2 separate regions of the Homo sapiens genome follow, and region 2 is linked to region 1. Evidence: read pairs that join two places in POLR2A ChIA-PET (ENCODE). Cell type or tissue: HepG2. All regions are shown on one strand. Links, peaks and the distances in the headings refer to the core of each region. The heading gives the core; the rest is flanking DNA. Region 1 has its middle 12 kb from the start of LINC01564. Region 2 overlaps GCLC (glutamate-cysteine ligase catalytic subunit).

Region 1 (16,695 bases), core at 7,193-12,192:
ATCCAATATTTGATCATGGGTTTAGAGATAAGCCTATCAGTATTATGCCACCTAAAAACCCCAATAATTTCTAAATGTTATAAAATATTCAGTCAGTATTTAAATATCCCTGATTGTCTCATAAACTTTTTGAACAGTTTTTTTGTTTGTTTTGTTTTGTTTTGTTTTTTGCTCAGCTCCACACTTTGCAGTTGGTTGACATCTCTTAAGTTTCATTTAATCTATAGTTCCCCATCTGCCTTAGTTTGAGTTCCTCCAGAAATACATCTAAGACAGGATTCAAGTATAGGTAGTCAATTTGGAAAGTGCAGTGTACACCATAAAGGAGACAGCATGTGATACAAGAAAAAGCAACCCAAACCCATAGAGGTTGAGCTGTTAAGCAATTTACCAGTGGGTGACTGAAGCTTAATCCTTCGGGGAAGTTCTTGAAAAAGGGATAAACATACACCCACCTCAGAATTATGTCCCTGGGAGTTGAAGGAGCTTGGGTATGTAATCATCCACTTTATTTAATCATTGGTTAAGGGTTGCTTCTGGGGTTGTTAATTGCTTGGCACTTCTGGCGTTCTGCAGTTCAGGAGAAAAAAAAAAAAAAGCTCTTAGGCACCAAAAGGCAGCTACTGACAGTTGGGAGCAAGGCTGAGCACAGTGAAGGGCACAGAGGATATGGGTGGGCACCAAGAGCATCTGCCACTTCCTCCCCCTAGTCCCTCCTTGCCATGTATATGGTGAAGAAACTAGGTCAGTTTGCCCTGCAGAATTTCCAGAATTGTGGATTTTGCTAATTGCATCCATGTGGTGTCTATTGTTCATATGTTTGCTGTCTTCTGCATTACCTGTGCCCTCACTCCCTAATAGGTAATTTGATCACTTATAATTGGAATTTTTTGCAAGAAGACACCATTGGTGATAGTGACAGGACTTTTGTTAGCAGGCGCCCAGTTGTTTCTCTTAGTGTGATGTTAGACATTTAGCCTAAATCCACTATTTCATTCGAATGTGCAAATACTCGAATTCTCATTCCTTAATCATGTATTAGCAAGAATACTTCATAATAGAGAAACTTCCTTTGTCAACTATTTGGTTACTCTGTGGTACAGTTAGTACAGGAAAGGTAGGATTCACATTTGATCCTTTCCTTGTATTTACCAGTTCTCAAAATAATGAGCTCATTTCCCAGAACCCTCTATAGGTGACCAAGAGTTCTTTTATGAATGCATGGATTTAAACAAAGCTGCCATGTCTCAATCCCTGATTCAAATTGTCTCTTTTTTGGCCACTGAAGTTTGGCCAGATATTCAAATTGGATTCTGAGTCCTTTCTGACACGACTTTAGTGGTCAATGAAATGTTCTTGCTTTGTGGTGTGACAATGTGTTCCAAGACTGCTGTGGTTTCAATGTGTTCTCACAAAATTCATGTGTTGAAATTTAATCTCTATTGTGGTGATGTTGGGAGTTAAGACTTTTGGGGAAGTGATTCAGCCACGAGACATGGATTAGTACCTTGCAAAAAGGCTACAGGGAACTAGCTTAGGCCCTTTTTCCCCTTCTGACTTCTGCAATGTGAGGACACAGCATCCATCCTCTTCAGAGAATGCAGCAGAAAGGCGCCATCTTCGAAGCAAACGCTGGGTCCTTTCTAGACACTGAACTTGCTGGTGCCTTATTCTTGAACTTTTAGCCTCCAGAATTGTGAGAAATAAAGTTGTGATTTTTATAAATTGCCCAGTCTCAGGTACTTTGTTATAACAGCACAAAAGAACCAAGATAAAGGCCTTCTTGAATTTTTTGCTCCCCAGTCTTCAAATTAGCTGACTTTCCAAGAATATGGATTCCTTTTAGTGAAAAATTGTATTAGAAACTACAGTCTGGGTGTTATGGGAACTCATTGCTGCTGAGCTGGTCACTGTTTCTAGGCCTTTTTAGCAGGCAGAGTTAGGAAATAAGTTGTTATTTTGTTTTGTTAAGAGAAAACATATCATGAGCTCATACTGATGTTTTCAATTCAAGTTTAGGATTATAGGGTTTGCGCTTCTTCGCTTTTATATTTTTTTCTCATACTTACAACTTAGTTCTTAACAATATAAGTACTTATTTGCCATATCCTGTAATATATACCATAGTTTCAGAATAGCAGTGCCAGTATTATTATAAACAGCATGATAATTGAAAGTGGCATAAAGTGTATTTGCATTTTTTTTTATTCTTAGGGTATATCCCACTAGGTTTGTATGTTAAATCTCTGTTGTTTTTTTAAAGTTACTTAATATAGTTCCTCTCTGTGTAGTTAAGCAACTAGTTCAATACAGTAATTTTTATTTTCCTTTCAGTTTTTAGAAATTTTTTGTTAATTTGATTTGATAATTATGTAAAATCTTTGCACCATTCCAAAGTCAAACTTACAAAACAAGGTATAATCAGGAAGTTTTGTTTTTAATCCATGTTTTCTCTACTCCGTTCCCATATAGGTAAACAATTTTTAATTTTTGTTCAGTTTTGTTTGTTTTGTTATACCCTTGTTTTGTTGTTTTTGTTGTTTTGAGACAGGGTCTTGCTCTGTCACCCAGGCTGGAGTGTAGTGGCATGATCCCAGCTCACTGCAGCCATGACCTCCTGGGCTCAAGTGATTCTCCCACCTCAGCCTCCCAAATAGCTAGGACCACAGGTGCATGCCACCATGCCCAGCTAACTTTTTTTTTTTTTTTTTTTTTGTAGAGACAATGTCTCACTCTGTTGCTTAGCCTAGTCTCAAACTCCTGGGCTTAAATGATCCTCCACCTCCATCTCCCAAAGTGCTGGGATTTCAGGCATAAGCCACCACTCCTGGACTGTTGTGATTTTTAATATATGTATATTCATATTCTTGTTACCTGTTTTGGATAAATGGTAGCACATTGTATATTTACCTCCATTTTTGCTTTTTTCATATAACAATGCATTCTGCAGAGTATATAAAAATAGAAACATATTTGGAGACTCCTCATTTATAGTTGCACAGTTCTCCATTGATAGGTATGTTCTACCAACAAACATTTGGGTTATTTCCACCATTTTGTTGTTATAAAGTGTTGTTATGAATATTGTCTTATAGATTACATATAAACTTTAAAGTTTCAAAAACAAATACTCTGACTTCATTTTAGAAATTGTTAGATAACTCATGGATTGAAGACTTTGTTTAAACTTTTCTTAGTGTATGTTAGTTTTGATCATATGAATGTGGCTTCTACATGTTCTCATTTTTATTACATAGTAAAATTTTCTCTGTGTCCCAGTGGTATGATCAGCTACTGCAAATGATCCATGGTTGCATGAAAAGGTATATTCTCCACTTTTAAAATACAAAATTCAAGATCTGCCTACTCATTCAATCTTGTTTTACTTTTTAGTCTTTCCCAAATCTTGAGAAAAATATTTTAATGTCTTTTATAACAATTATATTTCTGTCAATTTTCCATTTAAAGATTGTAATACTATAGAAGCTCATGAATTTTACATCTATTTTATGGATTACATCTTTTATCAATATAAAATGATTCTTTTTTCTGTCAAATTATTTTTGTTTTGAGAGACACTAACATTATTTACCTTTACTAATATTATTACCTTTGTCTCTTTCTTTCTTTCCTTCTTCCTTCTTTCTGCCTCAACCCCAGCCCTGGCCATTATAATGTTTACCTTTATTAACCTTCACAGCAGAAGAACAGCTATCCACTTTTTTGGTTGGTAAAGGTCTTGTGTTCCCGGATCACGGAGTAGGCATAAACCTCTCTCAACTTCCAGCAAGATTTTTCATGTCAGGGACACAGCTTTTGACGGTTCCTGACAGGGATTTTTAGTCAAGCTCCATAAGATTTTCACTTAGCAATGCTTCCTCCCAGATTCTGACTGCCACTCAAACTTCATTTCCAGTGTCATGGTTATGTGGATTCATCACTTTTCAGTGTCTTCATGACTCTGTATAAAATTAGGAAAAGTTGCAATGGAGTACATTTCCATTTTAAACTGAAAGCCAACTTATCATGTTTTTGACATTCTCTGCTATTTGGTAATATGGTTTTAAAATTAACTTTGTATCACAAAACTGTATTTTAAAGAGAACTTACTAGCTGAGTGTAACACACAAAAGGAGATGATAAAATCTCCTTGTATTAGAGATGATAAAATTTACTTACAGATTTTTATTCTGTGAATGTGAATATTTCATACCTAATAAAAACACATGATTTTGTCTTTTCACTTCTGGGCACATTGAGAAGCAATATTGTTAGGTTAAGAACTTTGGATGAATTGGAGGTGTCAACAATGATAATTCAATTTCAATGAAGATTTGCAATGAAATTTGGGGAAAAAAATTCGTTATTGAGCAAACTGAGTTCTTCAAACAATACTAGTGGATCAATATACTGCTGACTTTAAAATTCAAGTCTTTTATTAACCAATAAAGGTAGTTTATTACATTTTTATTTCTTGTCATATATTTTAGTCTTCTTTAAAAAGTCTGTTTATTAATGTGCTTTAACTTATAATCTTTGAAAGACTTTTATCTTTAAAAAATTTAAAGAGATTCCTCAGACAAAATGTCCCAGTTTGCCACTCGGAAAATGTTAGCATCATTCTTTAAGACTATATGTGAAAACTCAACTATCTTGCAAATGGAAAAATTGAGTCTCCAAGTCACAAGAGTATTTTTTTTACTTTTTATTTTGAAATAATTTCAAATTTATAGAAAAGTTACAAAAATAGTAGATAGAAGCCTGTATACCCTTTACCCAGATTCATCAAATGTTAGTATTTTGCCCCATTCACTTTCTCAATCTCCTTTCATTGGCACAAGAAACTGAGGCACAGAGAAGTTAAGTAACTTTGCCAAAATCATACTACTAGAGTATGGCAAACCTGAACTTCAACCTGTCTGGCACGAGAGGCTTCCATCAGTTCCTTCTCCGCTCAAGTAAACTTCATCAACTCTTACAGGCATTCAGTCTGGTAAGTGAGTACCTGGTCTTTATGATAAGTTGTCACATGGTTATGATATTATGAAATATGTATTTGGGCTTGCTCCTGTTTCTTGACATACAGCTTCTAAAACCCTTGGGAATCTCCAAAGTGATGAGTGTCTTTGATATGCTGTGGAGATTACTGATGCCTAGGGACCCCTAAGTAGCTTCCGTATGGGGGCTGGTCACCAGAAAGACCAAGGCATGATTAGACGGTTGGGACTTAAAGTCCCACCAATCAACCTTCACCTCCAGGGAAGAAACAGGGGCTGACCAATGGCTCATGACTTAATCAATCATGCCTACATGATGAAGCCTTCATAAAAACTCAAAATGACCAGGTTCAGGAGCTTCTGGATAGCTGAACGTGTGGAAAGTCCTGGAGGGTGGCACATGCAGAGAGGGCATGGAAGCTCCATGCCCCTTCCCACATGCCTTGCCTATGCATCTCTTCCTCCTGGCTGTTCATCTGTATCTTTTTTAGTATCCTTTATAATAAACCAGTAAACAAAAATAGGTGTTCCTCTGAGTTGTGTAAGTCATCCTAGCAAATTAATTGAACCCAAGGAGACAGTAGTGGGAATCTTGACTTATAGCTGATCAGCAGAAGCAGAGGTGACAACCTGTAACTCGTGATCGGCCTCTGAAGTGGGGGCAGTCCTGTGGGGTAGAACCCTTATTCTGTGGGATCTGATGCTATCTCCAGATAGATAGTGTCAGAATTGAATTAAATTATAGTACACATAGCTGATATCTGCTAGGGAATTTATTGGTTGCTGGTGGGGAGAAATCCCTATATATTTTGGAGACTAGAGGTGAAATGCTCTGTGTTGGCTGTGTAAAAAATGGTTAGGTTTGGTTTTTCCTTAGTGAGTTTTTCCTTCTAACTTACTGGTATAGGTAACAAAACCCATAAGAAAATGTCCTCCTCTAACTTTGTAAGCCCCACATTCTACATCTGAACCAGGTAGGAAAAGGAGACCCAGAGGAGCAATAAGTTAGCAACAGACAACAGTGCCCTGAAAGCAGGAAATGGCAGTGTCTGGACAAATTGTCACGGTCATATTAAGCAAGTTAAGTATTTACTCAGCTGGCAGGAGTATTACATTTTTAATTGTTACCCACTTTAACCAATATTTAGCTAGTGTCCTCTGCATATGGAGGACCATATTAAGCATTTTGGAAAAAACCCAAATGCAAGAAAGGATCTCGGGGAGCAATATACACTCATGAAAAAAATAACCTTAAGCATATTCACCAAGAAGTATACATGTGTTGATAAATTAGTATTATACCAAAAAATTAAAAACCCCCACTGTTCACACAAACCCTGAGAAGCCATTACAGTAGGGAAAGTTTAAGAAGCTATGCTTCTCCTTGATGGTGTAAGGTTTTAAATGGGTTTAGAAAACTAAGGGGCTATGTGGAGTTAAGAGTGCCATGAATGGGGTAAAGATGCAGAGTGGGAGGAAACAAACGTATGTGGACTTAGAAGGGAGGAAATTCATAGGCTCACCTTGGAAGGCTGAAGGAGGCTGACACCATGTTGGATGATCAAAAATCAGCATTAACTCATTCACCAGATGGGTTGGAATAATGCAGATGAACTCAGGGTCACAGGTGTCAGGATGGGGAGACTGTCTCAAAGCAGGGGAGGCTTTAGGCTTGGGAGTTTTGTTTTACTTTTTGACAATGTTAACGCAACTAAGTAACTATGAAAGAGAAGTATGAAAACAGCCCACTGGCTCAAGGTCAGAAGGAAAGCGTGGGAGGCTTTAGAGAAAGTGATGTGTTCACAGGTGGTGAAGCTGAAGTCAGGTGGCAGCAAGTTCAGGTGGAAGTGGATGATGAGGAAATGGAGGTGGAAAGGTAGATTTCCCCCCACTCTATACATTTTTTTCATGGATAGATGTAGAAAATGAAATTATAATTAGACACTGAAGTGAGGTCAAGGAAGGAGTATTTTTTAAGTAAGGAGACAACACTACAGACTGGCCACAAATTCCCTGAGACTGTGTCTAACCAGAGCTGTAGATATTAATATAAAATCAGCTCTCGGCTGGGTACAGTGGCTCTTGCTTATAATTCTAACATTTTGGGAGGCTGAGGTGGGCAGATTGCTTGAGCCCAGAAGCTCTAGACCAGCCTTGGCAACATAGTGAAACCTCATCTCTACAAAAAATACAAAAAATAGCTGGGTGTGGTGGCAGGTGCCTGTAGTCCCGGCTACTCAGGAGGCTTCGGTGGGAGGATCACCTGAGCCCAGGAGGTCGAGGCTGCAGTGAGCCATGATCATGCCACTGCACTCCAACCTGGGTGGCAGAATGTCTCAAAACAAACAAACAAACAAACAAACAAAAAATCAACTTTTAAGGAGTGCTTCTATGACTTCTGTCATTAGGAAAATGTTCAGAAGTAATAGGAAGTATGAGAAACATGAACATTTGTGCAGAAAAGGAGGAATCATAGAAATAAAACTTCAGACTGTTGTGCAAACGGGCACATTGCATATGCTTAAAGTTAAAAGGGAGGAACCAGGGGAATGTGATCAGATTAAAATAGCAAAGCAATTAAAAATTTTACATACAAAGCTTAAAGGCAAACTTAAGAGATTGTAGTAACCACAGCAGGCATAATCAGCACTCAGTAGGTGTTTACTCTGTGTAGGATGATGTTACTGTAGAAGCAAAGGCCCTACTGACAGATCCAAAGCACAGGTGGAGACAGTGACTTTTTCATCACAGCTCAGAGTTTTGATAAAGAATAGAGATGGATTTATTTACTAACTCAATAAAACACTGCTAAACACTAGGGGTACAGAGATGAATTTAATATGGCTCCTCCCCTCAAGGAGCTCCTGATCCAATAGAACAAGCAGACACTAGAGTCCAATGAGACACTAGCTACCAAGAGCAAGGGCAAGAAACATTAGATGTAGGGCTCCACCCTGATATAGTTTGGATCTGTGTTCCTGTCCAAATTTTGTGTTGAATTGTAATATCCGGTGTTGGAGGTGGAGCCTGGTGGGAGGTGATTGGATCATGCGGGCAGATTTCTCATGAATGGTTTAGCAGCATCCCCTTTGTCCTGCCCTTGGAACAATGAGTTATCTGTCAGATCTGGTAGTTAAAGAGTGTGTGGCACCTCCCCCTCGCTCTCTTCCTCCTGCTACTGCCATGTGAGATACCTGCCCCTACTTTGCCTTCTTCCATGATTGGAAGCTTCCTGAGGCCACCCCAGAGTCAGAAGCCGCTATGCTTCCTGGACAGCTTGCAGAACCGTGAGTCAATTAAACCTTTTTTCTCTATAAATTACCCAGTATCAGGTATTTCTTGATAGCAATGTGAGAGTGGACTAATACTCACCCAGTAGACTTCCCGGAGCCTCCCGTCTTCTAGCCCTCTTTTATCAGGAGAGGATGCTGGATCCATCCTGCTGCTCTTTGGCATTCTGGGCACTGTGCTGCTGTGAAGATGCCTTTAACACCTCCCCACCCTAGTGAGATCATCATCATTGATTGCTGCAGTTGCATCCCTGCTGTCACCACCACTTCCACCACAGGTGACCAATCTTGCCAGATGGACCTTGCTGTTATTACCAACAACTTTGACGGGTCTATACCTCACCAATGTTGGAGCTCTCTTATTGGTGTCCACAGTGGTTGTCTGGCTCCTAAAGATTTTTTGTGTGTGTGTAATTCTCTCTCTAAAGCAACTTGAAATACCTCTACTGTGTTCAACTTTGAATGAGTTTTGTAATCACCTAGTAGATGGGATTAAGAAACATACAAACACATATTCTCACTCTTTACTCATTAACCTGAGTTTCACTGTTCTGATCCCTGAGCAACAATCCCCAACTCCTCCATGTCAAATCCAGTCCAGAGTTCTCAAGGCAGCCAGGCAGACTTGGCTTTCCCCAGGGACCCCAGGCCTATGTGCTTTGCTATTTTATTATGTAAGAAGGAAAAGCACCTAAAATGTGAGCGTTAGTGAATGAAAGGTGATTGTGTGACGATACCTCCAAACTTACACCAGCAAAAGAGAGGAAATAAAAGTTAAGTTCTCCACATGTCCTTTTTACTAGAGAATCCCAAATCACTGTGACTCAGCACCTGTACTTTGTGGTCATTTGTACCTGATACTAATTCTATTGTGACTCAGACGTTGCTCCAAACAAGTTTCCTTGTCACATCTCGCCACTGTTGTTAGGAAAACACGTTCAATGCAGGGGAACGTATTTGTTATGCTAGAAGCAAAGAGGGAGAGAGCGAGTGCACAGCAGAAGCAGGTAGTCATCCAGTAGAGATCAAAGTTCCCTTGCAAAGGGAATTTGTCATTGGTGCACACTCCCTTATTTAAGCTTTTGCTGATTCATCGTGCACTCATCAAAGCTGCACTGAGCTAATATTTAGAAATTCATTTGCTATAGAAGCAAACTCCAACATCAAATCCTTAAGTATGTGACTTGATCTATTCATACCTGGGTGTATACTAGTCCTGAGTTTAGGCACATATACCCACCTACACACAGCAGTGCTGAAAAAGCGTGACTGTAAAAAACTGGGGTGATAACTGGACAATGAAGTGAGGTCAATGAAGGGTTATTTTATATAGGAAATAACCCACAGATTGGCCACAAATCTCCTCTGCATTGACATTCATATGTATACATACACATTCTCACATGAAAACTCTTTTAAAAAAACTTTAAATTAGGGAAATTGTTGAAATTTGAACTAAGATGATAGTGAACAAGAAGCCCACAGAATATTAATAATTATCTTAATTTTCTTTCTTATTATTCAAAGTATATGCTCTAAAACTGTACTGAGGTACATCAAGTGCACAAATAGTAGTATGGAGTTGATGTTTTTTTTCCATATACATGTACCTATGTTACCACCATCTAATTCAAGATAGAGGATATCTCTGATCTCTTAGCTGGAGAAGACCGCCTCATGCCACTTTCCAGTAAATATCTCCCCATAGAGTTAATAGTATTCTGACCTCAATCACCGTAATTCATTTTGTCTGTTCTTGAAATGTATATAATTTAAATCATACAGTAAGATACATATATTTAATTTTTAAAAATACATTTAAAATGTACAAAAGCCATGCCTCACTCCTGGCTCTGATCCTCAGCCACCTGTTTTCTCTACCCAAAGGCAACCAATGATACTACCTTTCTTTTTTTTTTTTTAGATGGGGTTTCTCCCTGTTGCCCAGGCTGGAGTGCAGCGGTGCAATCATAGCTCACTGCAGCCTCACACTCCTGGGCTCAAGCCATCCTATTGCCTCAGCCTCCTGAGTAGCAGGGACTGCAGGTACACACTACCACAACCAGCTAATTTTTAACTTTTTTATTTGGACAGAGTCTCACTTTGCTGCCCAGGCTAGGTATCACCTTTTTGTTCATCTCTACAGAAATATTTACTCATATACACAAAAATGCATATGCATATACATAGTTTTCTTCTCTTGAGATCACTTTTGCAAAAATTATAACAATCAGGAAATTATTACAGTGAATGAGATCTGAACTAACCAACCCCCATCTAGCCTTTAACCTCCAAACTGGCCTTAATTATTCCTGGGCTTATGCCAAGATAACTTTGGGAGACATTTAGTTTAGAGTTTAAATGGTAATAGTGCTTCCCCAAAATTATACCACTTTGTAAAGCTAAGGAAAGCTAATCCATCCACCAGGTTATTAGGATGAGAGGAGCCTGAATTCTGCTAAGGTGTAGACTTAAACGATTACCAGCCATTAGTCTGGAGGTCTCAAAAATTGCAACTCCCCTAATTACTCCCGCCGATAACATCACTATTATAGAACCTAAGATTGGCCTTTTGAGATGTCTTTTCAGGTTTCTGCATTTCTGACGACCAATGAACCAACGTCTCCACCCAGGCCTGCCAAACCCCACTAGCCAGTCCTGTGGCCCTACCCAGAAGCAGACTCCCTGGCTCCCCAAACCACCCTTGAAAAACTCTAGCCTCCAAATTTTCAGGGAGATTGATTTGAGTAATAACTCCATCTCCCACGTGGCATGGCTGGCCTCGTGTCAATTAAATTTTATTGCAATGACTTGGCCTTGGTGGATTGATTTTGTCTGTGCAGTGGGCAGGAAGAAACTATTGGGTGGTTACACTCTCACACAAGTTTGGAACACTACTGAAAATTTAAAAAATTAGCTGGGTGGGTGTGGTGGCATGCTCCTGTAGTCCCAGCTACTTGGGAGGCAGAGGCAGGAGGATCCCTTGAGCCCAGCAGGTCGAGGCTACAGTGAGCTATGACTGTGCACTGCAATCTAGCCTGGGCAACAAAGTGAGACCCTGTCTATAAATAAATAAATTTAAATAAATGAGAAAAAAAAGGTAGTGACATACTATAGCATTTAGGAATATGTTTAGCTACAAATAACAGAAACTCAAAAACAGTGGCTTAAACAGTAAGTTTGCCCCACGAAACAAGAAGTCTGGGGCAGTCCAAGGAGGTTCAACAGGCTGCTGTTTCTGTTTTTTTACCTCCACCACCCTTAGAGTGAGGCTTTTGTCTTAATGCTTATTACTTCTTTGTTGCAAGATAGCTGCTGCATCTCCAGGTATTACATCTGTATTCAAGACAGGGAGAAGAAGAAAGCGGGAGTTGGGAAGGGGAGAGACCTGTGTTAGGAAACCAAAAGCTTTCACAGAAACCCTCTATTTCTATCTCATGGGATCATACTCCTGAATCATACGGCCCCTCCAGCTGCACAACACTGTGGTGAAGCAAATATTTTTAGTTTAGCCTTTATTTTTTAGAAAGAAAGGGGATGAGAATTGGCATGAGCAGATATAAGGATAGCCTCAGCCTCACATGATATTATGACTGTATTATTTGTTAAATATTGAGAAAGTTATGGAATACTGAAAAATTTTAGTTTTGGATAAATACCCATTCACATTAATTTTTGCTGTCCTTACTACTACTTTGAGAAAAAAGGTAAACTAAAGAACTTCTAAAATTTCTTCTCATATTGTTATTGTACACAGGTCCATCTTTTTAAATCCACAATTGCAAAATATAAAAACAAAATAAAGAAAACTATGAAAACAGAAAAGTTTATGTAACTGATTTTGTGACAAAAACCTGATGTGACCCAAGGAGAGGCTATTTGAAGTCTTCGTTCATATGATTTAGTGTAAATTGTTTATATGTTGCAGAAATATTCATGTTTGATTAAAGAGTACTGCCCCAGACCCTACTTGGGATATTACATAATAAATAGGATCTTCTAACTTTGAAAAGTTCTGAATTCTCAAACACCTCTAAACCCAATGGTTTAAATAGGGAATTGAAGAACTGTGGTTAGAAAGATGACTTCAATGTAAATATACAATTTGGCAGAAAGTTTAGGGGAATCATATAAACAACTAAATGAATGCAGGCAGAAATGAAAAAAGAAATCCTGAAACTTTAAGAATCGGGGATAATATCAGATAAGTATGTTGCTTAAATTTGACTAATTTAAACCATTTTTATAAATTAGTCACTCAGCATGAAGACATCAAAAATTCTTCCTAAATTCTAAACACTATGTACATTTGAATGCTGAGTTAGTCCCAGGATTCATCCCCAAAATATCACTGACCAGTATGATTTAATATTAGTATTTGCCCTCTCAGGGGCATCCTTGCTGCAGGATATCACAAGGGTAGAAGGTAAAGCAGCTGCACAAAACATCTTTGCTCTTGTTTGTTACTCTGAGATGATCCTCTGCCTGAAAATATCTAAGCAGATACTTTTCTCAGCTTTGCAATGCAAATGATATTTAACAGTTCCCTAGGAATGTTTTGTGTGCTTATCAAATTTCAGCTAAACACATTTATTTATATGATAAATATGATAACCAAAAGGTTCCATGTATTATCTTTTCAATATTCATGTTATACTGTACAAGCACTGTATTATACAAATACTGTATAATATAGTATTGTAAGGTACAAAAATACAATAAACTAACCATACTTCAACTCTGCGGGGTTGCTGTGGGAGAGCTCTGCAGGGTTGCTGTGCAAGCCCCAGGTAAGTGATTAAGTCAGACAATAACTACATCAGTGCTTCTCAAATTTTCATGTGCCTGCAGATTATCGGTTGGGGGCGGGGAGTTTTTAATATGCATTCTGACTTAGTAGGCCTGGTGTCGGGCCAGAGATTCTGCGTCTCTCCCAAGCTTTCAGGTGATACAGATGCTGACTGGTGGACCACATTTTGAGTAGCAAGATGCTAAAGCTTCTTACAACTCTAAACTTTCAAAATCCTTTATAAAAGGATAGCTATAATGTATATGTGAAATGGACTATGGAAACATAAAATAATAAAAGCTTACTATTGTCAGTCACTTGGGAAGTGTCACTTTTGGAAGTTAGTCACTTCCCAAGTGTACATCTCAGGATATACAAACTCTTAGGGGAACTCCATGTGATTTAGAAATCTAGCCAGCTTGCCAAGAGGATAATGAAGAATATAATTGAGGTGTGGGTGAAAACCTCCAAAGACTAGAAACCTTTGCTCTGACATGCACCCTGAACATGGTTGTCTCCAAGCCAAGATTTTATTAAAAGGTGATTAAGCCCAACCTTGAGAAAACATGTGTTTTCAAGAGACTCTTGAACTCTCAGCCTCAAGTGGAGTTAGGCAATTCTGGAGAAACCAGTTAACATCCTGGGCCTATTACTTGCAAGGAACATTTAGGCCCCCCAAACAAACAAGATGTTAGCTAAATAATAGGCCATAAATGTAGAGCAAATTGGAGAACTCCAAAATAACCAAGGACAAAAGAGAACTTCAGAGAGTCAACAATTTGTACAAGGGCTATTATCCTAGACTCAATTTGTGTTTCTTACATAGCCAAAGCAATCTTCTCCAAACAAAAATTTGTGTATGCTACCCTGCTATAAAATTATCTAAGGCTCACGACGGTACCTACAGAGAAATAGAAATACTGATTCTTCTTAATGTAGAATCCTATGAGGTTTTCCAAAAACATACAATTGTGTAACCACAATCACAATCAAGATATCGAACAGTTCTATCTATCTCAAAAATCCTCCCCTTCCTCTAAGTAGCCAATCCTTTCTGTACCACTCCCACAACCCCTGCCCCAGTCCCTGGTAACCAAACATCTGTATTCTGTTCCTATCATTATTCCTACTCTAGAAGGTCATTCCTATCATTATTCCTACTCTGGAAGGTCAAATGGAATCATATAGAGTGCTGCCTTTTGAGTCGGCTTCTCGTACTTCACACAATGCATTTGAGATTTATCAATGCTGTGGCATGCTTCAGGAGTTCGTTCCTTTTTATTACTGTAATCCATTGAGATGCCACGCTGAGCCATATTGGAGCCCGAAGCAGAAAAACAGAAAACAAAAATTGCACCCCTCTATATATGTTTTTTATGTATTTTGTGGATATTTAAACACTAAAATAATAAAAATATTGAAAAATTTTAAAAATACCTATTATTAAAACCCACAATACTATGTTCAGTGTAAAGATTTTATTTACAACAAAACAATTCATTATAATCTTACTTTCCTGGATTTAATGGAAGCAAACTCATCCATAATATTTTCAAAATCTACTTTTTTGCTTATCTTACATTATTTTATGGGGCACCACTGTGATTGCTGTTAAAAAAAATTCTCAAGGCCACTTCCAAATTTGGATAAGATTGCACCAAGTAAAATACTTGCGTCCGTTTCAGAAAATCTGAACCTTATACTGATTTTATATTACAAATCATTGAAATTGTACACTGCTTAAAACTATTTTGGATGAAATTTCTACAGACCTTAAGTTGTCAGAATGTTTAAGAGTCAAGTGGGTGACTGCCTTTTGTACATCAAATGTAATCATAGAAAATAACTTTTTTTTTGTTACAAATTCAAAATGTTCCAGCCTGGCCAATGTGGTGAAACCCTGTCTCTACCAAAAAATACAAAAATTAGTTAGGCATGGTGGCACAGGCCTGTAATCCCAGCTAACTAAGGAGGCTGAGGTGGGAGAATCACTTGAACCCAGGAGGCAGAGGCTGCAGTGAGCCAAAATCGTGCACTCCAGCCTGAGCAACAGAGTGAGACCCTGTCTCAAAAAAAAAAAAAAAATCAAAATATTAAGATGCTTTACCTGCTTTTTCACATTTTCATTTAAATGTGAAATTAAGATAGCTATAGTCTCCAGAATTTTGTTTGACGTGCACTTTTCCCGTAATAATATCTCCATGCAGTGATTTACAGATTGCCAATTTTTAAATTTTTTCTTTTTCATTCATTTACAAATTTTGGAGGTATATTCATCTCTTGCTAAGACCTTTTTATTAATCAAATATTTTTTCAAAGTATTTTTTCTTATTTATTATAAGCAAAGAGATAGGTCTTCTATTAAGCATATAACTTTATATAATTTTTTTTAAAAAATAGAGCTTTATTAATTTTTTCCACTAGCTTAAAACATTATTCCATACAGATGTTTCATTAAAATGTATAATCTATTGCACCAAGATACTTTCAATTATAGAATCATGTATTCTGTCATTTGATATTACATCTTTTAATATTTGATAAGTGTCTTTAATTTGCATACAAAATGTCTTGATTCCATTTAATCTTGATGCCCATCAGGTATCCACGATGTAATTCTTAGAACAGACATATAATATTACATCTGTCTATTGAATTCTCCAAAAAATGTATATATCCTCTGTACAATACTAAAAATGGTTATCATATTTCTATTCACAGAAGCAATGTTTTCATGTATTAAACTAAGACTATGAGCTGAGTACTTCACATGTTTGACATAATCATTTTTGGTGGAAATAATGGCCACACATCTTTGTATACACAAGCCATATTTGCTCTATTATCATTTCCCAGGCAATTAGCATTTTTATGTCAATATTATCTGTTTCCAATTCATTAATAATTTCACGAGGTAGATCATATCTAGTTTTTTCTTTCACATTTCAATAAAGTCAGTATAACTTTTTTCTGTTGATATAACATCATTCTTAATGTGAACATACTTAATAATGTTACATACTTGTTCACAATCGGCTACATCTGGTATATAATAAAAATCAAGGTATTTTGCTTCCTTTTTTTTAATTGAGACATTCTTGCTCTGTCGCCCAGGCTGGAGTGCAGTGGTGTGTTCTCAGCTCACTGCAACCTCCATCTCCAGGGTGCAAGTGATTCGCCCACCTCAGCCTCCCGAGTAGCTGGGACTACAGGTGTGTGCCACCACACCAGCTAATTTTTGTATTTTTAGTAGAGAGGGGTTTCACCACATTGGCCATGCTGGTCTCGAACTCCTGACGTCAAGTGACCCACCCGCCTCCGACTCCCAAAGTGCTGGGATTACAGGCATGAGCCACTGCGCCAGCTTGCTCACATACTTATTTCAAGCTTTTGAAATGTCTAACATTTCCCTTTCTTCACTTTTGTCTTCACAATTCAAAACAGATTCTTTAGTTAACTCTGAATTTGGTAATTGTTCTATTCTAATAATGTCAACATTAGACACGTAATCATGTTCAGTGGTTTAAGTACTGTGTTTTCCAGCCAAACTCGTAACTGCCCCACATAATTTTGATTCATTTCAGTATGGATGTTTTTTTCCTGAACATTGCACAACTTG
Region 2 (5,000 bases), core at 1-5,000, 98 kb after region 1:
GGAAAAACCCAGCTGGGTGAGGGTGGACAGATTTGTTTTGATTAGAGTGGGCACATTTCTTCGACCTAATGTTTGAAAGAGGAGGTGAAAAATCATTGGCCCTGCCATTCACTCAGACACTTGAGTGCCTGCTGCAGGCAGAATGGGCATGCTCTCATGAGTGAAGACGGACAGCTCTGTCTCTGTGGAGCTGGGGGGTTGAAGAACAATCAAATACCCATAGATTCATAAGCGTCAAAGTGGGGCTGTGCTAGCAGGAGGAGATGGGGAGCAAAGAGTACAACCTAGGTATCCAGTGGACTCTGGTGGGTGGAGGGGGAGGGGGTGGGATGTCCAAGGTTCCAGGAGGAGTGAAATAGGAATGAGGAGCGGAGGACAGTCTTAGGGAGGGGGAGCAGTGTGTGTAGAAGTCCTAGGATGAACCAAACAAGCGGGGACTTCCTGGGAACTAGAAGAAAGCAAGCTGGCCAGTGTGACTAGGAGGCTGAGGAGGAAGTGCAGGTATGGGGTAAAGGGAAGCTGGCAGGTAATTGGCAGGCCAGGTCAGGTTAACCATAAATTTTAGTTGTTCTCCTAAAAGCAGTTGAAGGCCTTGGAAAGGTTGGGTTGGGCAGATGGCATCCCCTTTTTGCTTTGCAGCCCTCACTTGGGCTGTAGTGTGAGAGTAGCTGTGGAGCTGGTGCCAGGGCTTACTAGGAGGTGAGTGAGGGAGCTCCCTGAGGGGAGACAAGGGCTGCCTGGATGCCCGTGGGTGCTGGTGATAGGAAAAGTGGGTGGTTTAAAAGATGACAGAGTCAGTGAACTGCTGGGGAGAGAAGACACATCAAGGCTTTTGCTATAGGTCATTGTCCTGAAAACCTTAAGAGTACTAGAGTAGAGGCCAAGGAGTAGGTTACAGATGTTAAATGACAACTTCTAGTGAACTGGAAAATTTAATACCTTATATGTTCATTTTTTTCCCCTTAACATTAAGAGGGTTGTACATTTCACTTAGCAAATTAAGAAAGTGGGAGGGGATTTGTAACACAAACCAGAACTGTTTTATATATTAAAGCTGAAGAATATATAGGATTGATGGGCAGTGGTGTTTCCTTCTGGGCCAGAAAATAAAGTTTTGGGTTAAGCCTAATGTGCCCTTTACCTTGAGAATGGTTCCATATGGGATAGTTGCCTTTTTAAAAAAGATTTAGTGTCTGGGCATGGTGTCTTACACCTGTAATCCCAGCACTTTGGGAGGCCGAGGCAGGCGGATCACCTGAAGTCAGGAGTTCGAGACCAGCCTGGCCAACATGGTGAAACCCCGTCTTTACAAAAAATACAAAAATTAGCCAGGTATGGTGGCATGCGCCTGTAATCCCAGCTACTCCGGAGGCTGAGGCAGGAGAACCGCTTGAACCTGGGAGGTGGAGGTTGCAGTGAGCTGAGATTGTGCCGCTCTGCTCCAGCCTGGGTGACAAAGCAAGCCTCCGTCTCAAAATAAATAAATAAATAAAAATAAAAAGATTCAGCATCTTAAGTCATTGTGAAGGGAAAGTTGAGACAGAGGAATAAGCTTTATTCTAAAAACCTGTAATTTAGAAAAAATTATATGTATAATTTTTTATACCCTGTCCATATAGGAAGGTATTTTGGGACTTGAAACAATAATTATTAGTTATTTAGTGGTTAGAAGCCTCCCTATACATCCACAATAAATGATAAAGTTTTGTTGTAGTATAGGATCAAGAGAGAAAGGAGTGCTCTGGTTCTTAAGTGTAAACAGGGTGACTTTATAAAGATGCAAAGATTTATAGTGTGGAACTCTAGTCCAAAACAGTAATCATGTGACTATTTAAAATTAAAATTATATAAAATGAAAATTGTAGTTCCTGATGTGACTGAGGAACTAGCCTCATTTCAAGGGCTCAGTAGCCACGTGGTTAGTGACTACCACATCGGTTTGGATAGTGGAGATATTAAACATTTCCATCACTCCAGAAAGTTCTGTGGGACAGCACTGCTCTAGAATGAAGCAGTGCCGTAGGTGTCCGAAGATGCAAGTTCTGATTCTACCTTCTCCCTTCCACACAAACACATTCTCATTCTCTCTTCATCCAATCTGATTCTGGTGAGCAAGGAATCCCCTCAGATTTAAGTTTATTACTCTCCCAAAGGACTATTCCTAAGGTTCTAGGCTCATAGTAAATAATGCACATAGCTTCAAGAATTCTCAAGAACCCTTGTAGCTGGGAACTGTTTTCTAGATAAGATCACTACCTTCAATTGTTTACAAGGTGGATTTGGGCAGGCAACAGATACTTTATTTTATATTAAGAAAAGGTAGGGGTTAAAAATAAGGCATTGATGGCCAGGTGAGGTGGCACGTGCTTGTAATCCCAGTACTTTAGGAGGCTGAGGCAGAAGGATTACTGGAGCCTAGGAGTTAAAGACCATTCTGGGTAGCATAGTGAGACCTCGTCCCTGGAAAAAAAAAAAAAAAAAAAAAAAAAAAACTTGGTACAGTGACTCATGCCTGTAATCCCAGCTACTCAGGAGCCTGAGGCAGGAGGATGACTTGAGCCCAGGAGTTCAAGGCTGCACTGAGCTATGATTGCACCACTGCACTCCAGCCTGGGAGACAGAGCAAGACCCTTTCTCAGAAAAAAAAAAAAAAAAAAAAAAATTTTTTTTTAAAAGATATGAGCTAGTCTTGATCCTCAAGCCAAAAGTTTCTTCCCACTAATTTAAAACTCCTCCCTTGTTTGGCTTTCGCTTAGTCTTTGTCCTCCCTCACAGCACATGTAATATTGACCTCAAATTCCTAACTTGGAAAAACTGGGGCCATCACTAAAAGTGATGTAGAATTTGAGCTTTACACTTAGGAATAAATATGGAGCTTCATTTTTCTGTGTTGAAATTAGAGCTCCTTAAGTCAAGTAAGAGAATAGGATTGGGTTTCAGACTTCAGAGGGTGATCTCAGGGGTAGATGGGGACACCTGCAGAGACACTCCCTAATCTTGAGGGACTCATGAGGTGACCTATAGAGGCAAAAAACAGGCTCCTTCCAGATTCAGAGCCTACCAGGAAGTGGGAGGCAGTGGTGCCATGCAGCAGGTCCAAAGATAATCTGAGAGTTTAGAGATGGAAAAGGAAGACACCTCATAGGCCATGTAGGGGACACCTGTCACCCATGACAGCTGATGTGACCAAGGGAAATGACTTCTGTGCTATCAGTCCTTCCTATTAGATGAAGAGATGGAGAGGACCCGAGTAAGTGCTGTGTGGTTTGTGAGTGAGTGGAGACTTGGATAAAGTTAGTAGTGGGCTGGAATTAAAAGAAGATCCTTGTGAGCAAGAAGTGTGGGGAGTGGTTGTAAAGGGGCACAGTATTTACACAACATCTGTTTTGTAAACACAAAGCCCTCTGAAAAGGGGATACTAGAAATGAGGTGTCTTTGGCAGGTGCAGTGATGGCAAGACTGCACACAATTAATTCTTGAAAACAAATCCCATCTATTTAGTTCTTCAATTTGTTGTAGATTAGGCTGTCCTGGGTTCACACTGCCCGAGGTCAAACCCAACCCAGTGGAAGGAGGAGCTTCCAAGTCCCTCTTCTTTCCAGATGAAGCAATAAACAAGCACCCTCGCTTCAGGTGAGTATGGCTTTGTGTTGAAATGCAGATGCCCTTCACTAGACCCCTGACTTCTGAGAGTATAGTATTTCTGTCTAGAAATCCTTTTTGAGCATTAACTGAGTTTTGGCTCTCTTCCTAAGTAACCAGAGAAGATAGCAGATGTGCACCTGTTCACATCTTCAGTACCCCCAGGCTTCTTGGTTGTTGATGCGTGCACCAGGCTTGATTTGTCAATTCTCCAAGTCGTCACAAAGTTATTCGCTGAGCCACTGCGAATAACTCTTTTAATAGGGAGATTATTTTCAGTCCTAGGTCTGTAAATGCCTACTGGGATTTTTTTTTTCTCTTAGTTATTTCTCCTTTTTTGTCCTCTCTAACCATCAGTATCTGTGATTTGCCCATCTTACTCTATATAACTTATAAAATAGGTGCAGTACCTGATATATATAATAGGCACTCTCTTCCATTAACTTCAAGTTCTGTTGGTTTGTTGTTCAATTCTGAGGTTTTAAGTTGCTTTAAGGCTCTCACTAGCCTGATCTTAGCTTTGTACAATGCATGCTCATCTGTCATCCTGAGCCTAGGCTCCTGATCCAGAGTGGGAACATGGAGACTTCTCAGCGTTCATTCCTTTAACAGGCCCTCACGTTTGCTATGTGCAGAGCCTTTTGGGGAAGACAGATATTTGTAGACGTAGTTTCTAACTTCATATGTTGTCATGTGTTTAAAGGAAAATAAAAATAATTCAGCTGCTCAAGAAGAGATAGATTATGACAGATGTCAAAAGATGCACCAGAAATCCTTCTTGGAGAAAGTAAGGTGCTTCTGACTGAGGGAATCAAAGCAGGCTTCACGGAAGAGGTGGCATTTAAGCTGAGTCTATAGCAGCACTGCCCATAGAAACATGTAATTGTAAATGTTCTCATAGCCACATTAAAGTAAAAACCAGATGAACATAATTTTATATTTTGTTTAACCCAAAACGTCCAAAAATGTTATCATTTGATCCATGTAATCCTTTACTCACAAGTAATTTTACATTTTTTTTGTACGGAGTCTTCAAAATCTGGTGTATATTTTACTCTCACAGCATGTGCATGTTTTCATTAGGACAAGCCATATTTCAAGTACTCAGTGGCCACTGTGTGCCTGGTAGCTTCTGGACTAAACAAGCATGAGTCTGGAGGATAATTATTAATCCTGCAGAGATGAGGGAGGGAGGAGCAAGGTATTGGGGCTCCAGAGATGCCTGGGCAAAGTGGGTACTAAAGTTTGACCAAAGTCTTTGGAGTTAATTTGGGACATGTTGCAAACAGTGAAAGCAGACCATGGCAGACTTTGAACACCTGAATTGATTTGGTAAGTTACAGGGAGCCTTGGGAGCA

The links. ChIA-PET counts read pairs that join two places held together with the same protein. Peaks named below come from ENCODE experiments on the same cell type or tissue, not always from the same donor. Only the 100,000 strongest peaks of a DNase experiment are listed, where the experiment ranks them.
Region 2: POLR2A ChIA-PET joins it to region 1 with 16 read pairs; 4 of 35 experiments call an interaction of 5 or more read pairs at or near these places.

Annotation. Positions count from the first base shown.
Region 1 is chr6:53,608,475-53,625,169 of GRCh38, reverse strand. No RefSeq gene overlaps it. Among named protein-coding and RNA genes, the nearest start is that of LINC01564, 12 kb to the left of the region's middle. RefSeq lists an enhancer at 8,560-9,759. In HepG2, for the core only: no CTCF peak of the experiment used is centred there; DNase peaks (open chromatin) are centred at 8,119, 8,869, 9,299 and 10,309; H3K4me3 peaks cover 1,311 bases.
Region 2 is chr6:53,514,742-53,519,741 of GRCh38, reverse strand. GCLC (glutamate-cysteine ligase catalytic subunit) reads left to right here. Exons shown (of 16, transcript NM_001498.4): 4 at 3,520-3,633. Among named protein-coding and RNA genes, the nearest start is that of GCLC, 28 kb to the left of the region's middle. In HepG2, for the core only: no CTCF peak of the experiment used is centred there; a DNase peak (open chromatin) is centred at 2,491.